Regions from separate parts of the Mus musculus genome. Here region 2 is linked to region 1. Evidence: chromatin loops called from intact Hi-C (ENCODE). Cell type or tissue: left cerebral cortex. All regions are shown on one strand. Each heading gives the region's core, and the rest is flanking DNA. Links, peaks and the distances in the headings are about the cores only.

The links. Peaks named below come from ENCODE experiments on the same cell type or tissue, not always from the same donor. Only the 100,000 strongest peaks of a DNase experiment are listed, where the experiment ranks them.
Region 2: it touches region 1 in a loop (2.4-fold over the local background); 2 of 42 quality-filtered maps call a loop at or near these places.

Annotation. Positions count from the first base shown.
Region 1 is chr5:92,308,498-92,312,395 of GRCm38, reverse strand. Sdad1 (SDA1 domain containing 1) reads left to right here and starts at 2,372. Exons shown (of 22, transcript NM_172713.2): 1 at 2,372-2,604. The coding sequence starts at 2,515. In left cerebral cortex, for the core only: a CTCF peak has its summit at 2,290; DNase peaks (open chromatin) are centred at 1,725 and 2,372; H3K4me3 peaks cover 1,463 bases; H3K27ac peaks cover 684 bases.
Region 2 is chr5:92,061,588-92,065,485 of GRCm38, reverse strand. G3bp2 (GTPase activating protein (SH3 domain) binding protein 2) reads left to right here. Exons shown (of 11, transcript NM_001080795.2): 7 at 981-1,161. It overlaps Gm42111 (a long non-coding RNA gene), which reads left to right and starts at 2,156. Exons shown (of 2, transcript XR_880428.3): 1 at 2,156-3,898. In left cerebral cortex, for the core only: a CTCF peak has its summit at 2,099; no DNase peak of the experiment used is centred there.

The sequences.
Region 1 (3,898 bases), core at 869-3,368:
CACGCAGAGTATCTGCAAAAGGCAGAAGACGGTGTCAGAATTCTCGGGACTAGAGTTACAGACGATTGTGAGCTGACATGTGGGCAACCAGGAATTGAACCCAGGTCCTCTGCAATAGCAGTCAGTGCTTGCTCTTAACAGCTGAGCCATCTCTCTAGTGCCCTCTCTCTTGGTTTCAAGTGAGAGTAATGAAAATTTCTGTTGACCACCTTTTGAGATAATTTTTAAAATTCTTTTTCTTTTCAGATTTTACGTATTTATTTATTTGTTTATTTATTTAATATATATGAACGTTTTGCCTGCAGGAATGTATATGCACCATATGCATGCCTGGTACCCAAGGAGGTCAGAAGAGGGCATTAGACCCCCTGGAACTTGGGTTCCGTATGGTTGTGAGCTACCATGTCGTTGTTGGGAACTGAACCTGTCCTCTGCAAGGACCTACTGCTCACTGATAGCTGCTGGATGACAAGGTGACAAGGGAGTCAGTTTTCTTCAGCAATGTAGTGCCTATGAAGATGACCATGTTCTGCGGACGGCTGCACATCCAAAAATATACAAACGGCACAAACTGGACTTGATGAAGACAGAAAAGGAGAGGGAGGGGGAGAGGAAAGGGGAGGGGAAAGGAAAGGGAGGGGGAGGAAGAGAGAGAGGAGAGAGAGTGGGTCTGGGGGAGTTAGGGGAAGAGTAATATGATCAAAAACATATTTTAGGAAATTTTCAAAAAATTAAAATGTTGCTTTAATCTTATGATTAAAGAATTGGGAAAAACTTTAGAAGTTAGCCATCTACATTCCACAAACATTGACGGCCTCTGGAAGGAAAAATCCCCTCATAGAACACTAACGCCCTCACGAGCACTCTTGATCTAACTGTCCTCAGGACTTATCCAGATATGATTATAAATTTCTTTTGATTTGGGCTCTAACATGGTGTCAGGTAACCTTGGATGAAGTTGATCTAGGAAACTGCTTAGGTTACACAGAATAATAACACCTTGATTCATCTATTAGTGTAAGACTAGTTACCATCTACCGGGCAGTGGTGGCGCATACCTTTAATCCCGGCAGTAGGGAGGCAGAGGCAGGCAGATTTCTGAGTTCAAAGTCAGCCTGGTCTACAGAGTGAGTTCCAGGACAGCCAGGGCTACATAGAGAAACCCTGTCTCGAAAAAAACAAAACAAAACAAAAACAAAACAAAACAAAAACCTAGTTACCATCCAACAGCTGTTTTCCCCTCTGTGGTTAGAATTAAGAGAGTTGCCTGGGTGCGGTGGTGGCACACACCTTTAAGACCCAACACTCCTGAGGCAGAGTCAGATGGATCTCTGAGTTCAAGGCCAGCCTGGTCTACAGAGTGAGTTCCAGGACCGCCAAGGCTACACAGAGAAACCTGTCTCAAAAAACAAAACCAAACAAACAAACCAACACCAACAAAAAAACAATCTAACCTCCACCCCTGCTCTTTGCCATTCTCTAAAACATATTCTCTAAGCATACTCCTCATGGATTTTTTTCTTCTACCTTTAGTACAGCCTAAAAGAAAATGATTCTCATTTCTGACAAGGTTTTTGTTTTAGTGATGTGTGTGCAACTCTGTGTGGGTATGTGTGCTGTGAGCACAGGCACCTGCTGAGGGCACACATTTCTCAGGAGCTGGAGTTAACTATAGATGGTTGAGAGCCACCGTGTGTTGCAAACTGAGCCTGAGTCCCTACAGCAGTACCAGATCTTAGCTGCTAAACCATCTCCAGCCCCTAATCCTCATTTTATAATACAGGATCTCATGTATCTCAGGTTTCTCTCAAATTCCTATGTAACTGAGGATGACCTTGGAGTCTCAACCCTCCCGCCGCCTCTTCTCTGAGTATGCGGGTTGCAGGCATGAGCCAACACACGCAGTTTATGGAGAGCTGGAGAAGAAACCTAGGGTCTCCTATGAGATAGGACACCTGAACCAGTCCCCAGGCCCCTGCTTAATTTCTGTCGTTTTTCTTGAGACAGAGTAAGCCTCGGGCTTGCCCCAAACAAATATAATGCTCCTGCCTCAGCTTCCTGAGTACAGGGATTACAGTTGTATGCTGTCATACCTGAGTCCCATATTAATCCTCATTTATTTGGGCCACCATAAGAATGCTGAGCTAGATGGGGAGAACTGGGAGGAATTGGCGGAGGAAAAAGAACATGATCAAATATATTGTATAAAAATTGTTTTCAGTGGAAAAGAATGTTGAGATAAGGAAACCTGCTCCAGAGTTTGGTGACAACCAGTAGCGGTTGTCCACCGGCAGGGACCGATAGCGTGCAGACGCCTACAAAGAGTTGCAGCAGGGTGGTGAAGTTTGATCCTCTGAGCGTTCCGTAGCTCGGTCGGGCAAGCGGCGTGTCCCACGTGCCGTTTCCGGTTACACTGGGACCCACGAGTCTAAGCTGCCGCGGGGCCCGGGCTGCGACTGACAGAGGCGGACGTTTTCCAAGCACTGCTCGCCAGGGAGCCCACCCACAGCCACCATGTCCGGCAGGAACAACAACAAGCTGCCCAGCAACCTGCCGCAGTTACAGAACCTGATCAAGCGGGACCCGCCGGCCTACGTGGAGGAGGTGGGACCGGGATCCGGCTCCCCGGGATGCTCCGGTGTGCTTCCGGGGGCCTGGGGAGGAAACGGACGGGGGATGGAGATACGGGGGACGGGACATGCAGACCCCACCAACACTGAAACACACCCTAAAACCTGCTGCCTCCGGGTTTATCCGCCCGCCTCGCCGACGTGGGCCGGTAACGTCCGTTGGCCGCCTCAGAGCAAAAACTCGAGTTAGCCCCTAGCATACGATGAGTCGTGTGTTAAACATGCTTTCCACAGACGGCCTCTCCCGAGTGCCCCAAGCTCTGCCAAGAAGAGCAAGGAGTTCTCAGATGGCAGGGCCACCCCACAGTCAAGAGTGTAGAAGATGTAGTTAAGCCACAGTTCAAACTCCCTGGGAGTCACCCTGAGCTAGATTTGAAAAAAATGCTTTGAGGGAAATGTGCGGTCTAAAACTCTGTTAGGTCCAGTTTGTGAGGGGCATGGCATACTCCAAGTGTGTGAATTCATAAGAACCACGAAATGAAGGCCGTGACTTTGTACTCTTAACCTGGTAGATAGATTAAGACGCGCCTTTGCCTTTATTATTTGTCTTCTTACACACCGCCCTTCCCAATCCTCCCTGTCTCCCCCCCCCCCTTACTGGTCCCCTTCTCTCCTCAGACAGCCCCCACTTCACTTCTGTATACACATCACATTTATTTCAGTTCCCTGCATCCCTTTAAGGTCTCTTCTTCCAGAGCTGGGGAGTTGACTCAATGGTTAAGAGCACTGGCTGTTCTTCCAGAGGACCTGGGTTCAAGGCCCAGCACTTACATGATAGCTCATAACCATCTGTTGCTCTAGTGTTAGGGGATGCGACACCCGACTTCTGGCCTCTGGATACTAGGCATATGTATACACGCACATACAAGTAGGCAAGCTCTCAATACACATTAAACATAAGCTCTTACTGGGTTCCCCTTTCTAACTTGTGTCACAAACTAAATTGAAATCTGACTTTTGCTTCTGAGAGGAAACAGGCTACCTCTCTGAGTCTGGTTTAATTTCTTAACATCTTTCCTCCTGTTGTCATGGTTTCAGCTCTTGATTGGAAAAAACTAAATGCATGTACCACATTTTCACTACACATTCTGTTGATGGACTTAAAGGCTGGCTCTGCTTCTTGCTGCCGTGGTTCGTGCACCAGTAAACACAAATGTGCAAGTGTGTCTATGGTGTTTGATCAGAGTCCTTTTATTATAAACCAGGCCGTAGAAGGCCAGTTTTAGTTTGTCCATAGTGGTTCTACCATGGACATCCGCACCATGAGC
Region 2 (3,898 bases), core at 717-3,216, 250 kb after region 1:
TTAATTAAAAAAATTCGCATGCCAGGCAGTGGTGGCACATGCCTTTAATCTCAGCACTTGGGGAGACAGAGGCAGGCGGATTTCTAAGTTTGAGACCAGCCTGGGCTACACAGAGAAACCCTGGCTCAAAAAAGAAAAAAAATGCATGTTTTGTATCAAAGCTGTGGTTGACTGTGATAATGCAGGCTTTTTAGGACAGTACACTGAACTTATTTCTGTAAAACTTTAATATGGCAGAGGGTGAGGGCCTGTGAAGGTGCTCACCCTGCAAGCCTGGTGTTCTAAGTTTTCCTCCTGGCGTAAAGTGGAAGCCTGACCTATCTGTCCCAACACACACTGCTTAGAAAACAAACACAGGGTTTATACTTAACGCTGGGGTAAACCTTGTCACCATTTAGAGTTAAATGGTGGGGTTTGGTTGTAGTGATGGCATTACAGTTAAGAGCACCAGCTGATCCAGTACCCACGTGACTGGTTGGAACCCTAGACATGGGAATCTGACCCCCTCCTATGGCCTCCAAGGGCAGTGTACATGCATGGTGCACCGACATACACGTAAGCGAAGCACCATTATGTGCAAGATACTAAAACCCATTTTTTAAAATGTGATGGTGCACTCTAATCCTGGCACTCGAAGGAGGCAAAAGGAGAAGCTCACTGACTCTGAGGTCTGTGTGGTCTACAGAGTTGAGTTCCAGGCCAGCCAAGGATACATAGTAAAATCCTGTCTCAACAACAAAAACCAGAAAGATGGGTATAGACTGGAGGTGAGTCTCTGGTAGAGCAATTTCACTGGTATGTGCCTGGCAGTCAGGACTAGGGTTTCACCCATACCCAACACCACATGTGTATGACCAGAGAATACTTGCTCACAAACGCAGAACAGTTTACCCACAGGAATGTAACTAGTTTCAACTGTTAGTTTGGAGAAACCGTTTTATTTCATCTGAATACCTAGTGACCTAGGTGTTTCGTTGTAGTAATGGCATAGAGGAGCCTTTAGAAGAATCCTCTCATGAACCTGAGCCTGAGCCAGAATCTGAAACAAAGACTGAAGAGCTGAAACCACAAGTGGAGGAGAAACACTTGGAAGAGCTGGAGGAGAAGTCGGCCACTCCTCCTCCTGCTGAGCCTGCTTCTCTGCCTCAGGAACCGCCAAAGGTGAGATCAAAGGAACTTTTCAGATCTGGGACCTCACATTTTCATGCTTGGTGCCATTAATAAAGCATGGTTTTGGTTCTGTTATTTGAAATAGTAAGCTATACTTATATGTATATGAAAGAAACTTGAGTTCTTGTTCTGAGGAGATTTTATGGTTTCTCTCTACCCCCAAAATATTCCTAAGAGTGAAATTTATAACCTAGATTCCTCTTGTCTGTATGCAGTGTTGAATGACTTACATGAAAGTCCATGTGTGAGGTTTTCAGTTGCTCATCTCTTCTGATGCTCTAGGAGTCATGCAGTGTCCCTACTGAAGTTGATCTGTGAGAGACACCTGTTTGCGATATAAATGGGATCAGTTTCCTTACTCTACTAATTCTCTTGAACAGATGTGTGGCACCCATAGTATAGCATGTGAACTCTCTCTCTGTCAAGTAGACGGTTAGTAGATCTGGGCAGGAGAAGCGAGTAGTGCAGGAGTCCTTGCTCACTTTGGTAACGTCTGCTGAGTCTCCAACCGCACTCTGGTCTTCCTGTGCTTCTCCCTAACACCATCACTCACATCCTGTCTCCCCATGGGGAGAGCAGTCAGTCTCTGCTTCAGATTTTATAGCATGTTTAGTTGACAGTGGTTTGCCACTTGCTTATGTAGGAACTTGGTGAGGTTTCAGCAGTTGAGACAAAACAGCAGTCGTACCTTGCATAATAAGATTCTGAAAGTTGGCACACAGACTGGCATGTGTGTGTGTGCCTTTCTATTAGGAAGTCAGTCCTTCAATATAAAGGAACAGACTAGAAATGAAAACAGATTAAATATTTGGAAGTTTCCCTATAGGAATGTTGGTGGTTTTCCATGATTAGTAGTCTAGGTTTGTTGCATTTCCTGCAGGCTTTCTCCTGGGCTTCAGTGACCAGTAAAAACCTGCCTCCTAGTGGTACTGTTTCTTCCTCTGGAATTCCACCCCATGTTAAAGCACCAGTCTCACAGGTAACCAATCTGTGAACACATTGGATTGTATCCTTGTTACATTTGCCAATTGCTTACTTTTAAACATTTTTAAGCGAGTCAACCAGAATTATGGATTAAACATTAAAAATGTATTAATAAAATGTCAGCGCACCCACTTTAAATGCCAAATCTCTATTAATATACAGAGGTGGGATTTGGGTGTGTGCAGTACAGATTAAGTTGGTTTTACTAATATAATGTTGTCATTTTAAAGGCTTCTTTAAGAAAAATACTCCTTGAAAATTTTACCACTTAGCAAGAGTATTTTAGGCAAGAAATTTGGAAAGGCACAAAATAGAATGACATTTTTTTTTTAAATCACTGTTCTAAAGAAATAGAAACCTTGATATATGTGTGTGTATATATATAATATATATGTTATAATATATGTTATATATATTTACATTGCCTAAATTCAGTCTGTGAGTGTTTGACACAGTTTGATTGAAGCCTGTACCAACTTATGACTGTAGTGTTCACCTTAACAGATCATTTTAGTATTCTGCTTTTTGTCTGTTTGTCATCTTATCCATTTCAGAGCTTTCCAAAACTGTGAAAATATGACACTATTTATGATGCTTGATAGACAGAGTAGATTAAATTTGAGTTTATTGGCATATATAAGTACCCAGTTTCCCCTACATTTTGAGTAGAGCTTCATTTTCCTACAAAATTTACACTTGGTTATTGTACACATTTTTTTTAGATGCTCTAACATTAAGACATTGCGGTTTTGCCAGGCGTGGTGGCGCACGCCTTTAATCCCAGCACTCGGGAGGCAGAGGCAGGCGAATTTCTGAGTTCGAGGCCAGCCTGGTCTACAGAGTGAGTTCCAGGACAGCCAGGGCTACACAGAGAAACCCTGTCTTGGTGGTGGGGGGGGGGGGGAAGACATACGATTTTAAAGTAACTAGTTAAAACTTTTCCCCGATGTCTCTACTACACACGTACATGGTGCCATAATACCTGTGTGTTGTTGATGGTGGTGGTGTTTTTTTCTGGTTAAGTATTTAAATGCGGTTGTATTTGATCCCAGTCAAAGCTCATCCCTAATGATTTGTGCTTTTCAAACCAATCTGTACGAGTGACTTGGGACTTTGAAATCTTTATTTCTGTCAGATTCACATGTGGAGCCTTTTTAGTTGTTATTTCAGAGATTTGGTGACACTGTAAAATTTTAACTTAGAGTTTTGTGTTTACCTGTGTTCGTTCATGTGCACCTTGTGCATGCAGTGCCCTCAGAGTCCAGAAGAGTGTGTTGGTTTCCTTGGGAATGGAGATGCAGATGGTTGTGAGCTGCCATGTAGGTGCTGAGGCTGGAACTCCCTTGGTCTGCTGGAAGAGCTGCTGGTGCTCTTCGCCAACTGCTAAGTCATGGCTACAGTTCAATGCCTACTTTAAGATTTGTTTGCCTAGCCATTGTGGTCAGTGTGTTATTTTCACATTTCTTTTTTGGGCGGTATGGGTGGAAACAGGGTCTCATTGTATAGCTGTAGCAAGCCTTGAAATCAGAGATCCATCTGCCTCTGCCTCCCTAGTACTGAGATAGAAAGCACACAGATTTTCTTGTTACTGAGTCCTTAAAACCACCCTGCATGACAAGTATTAACATTCCATTTTATAGAGAGGAAAATTAGATTCTAGCATAACTCACCCATGTTTAGACAAGTGAATATAGCTTGGCTTTTGAATTTATGTAGTTGCATATCACACTACATGTGGTCTAAA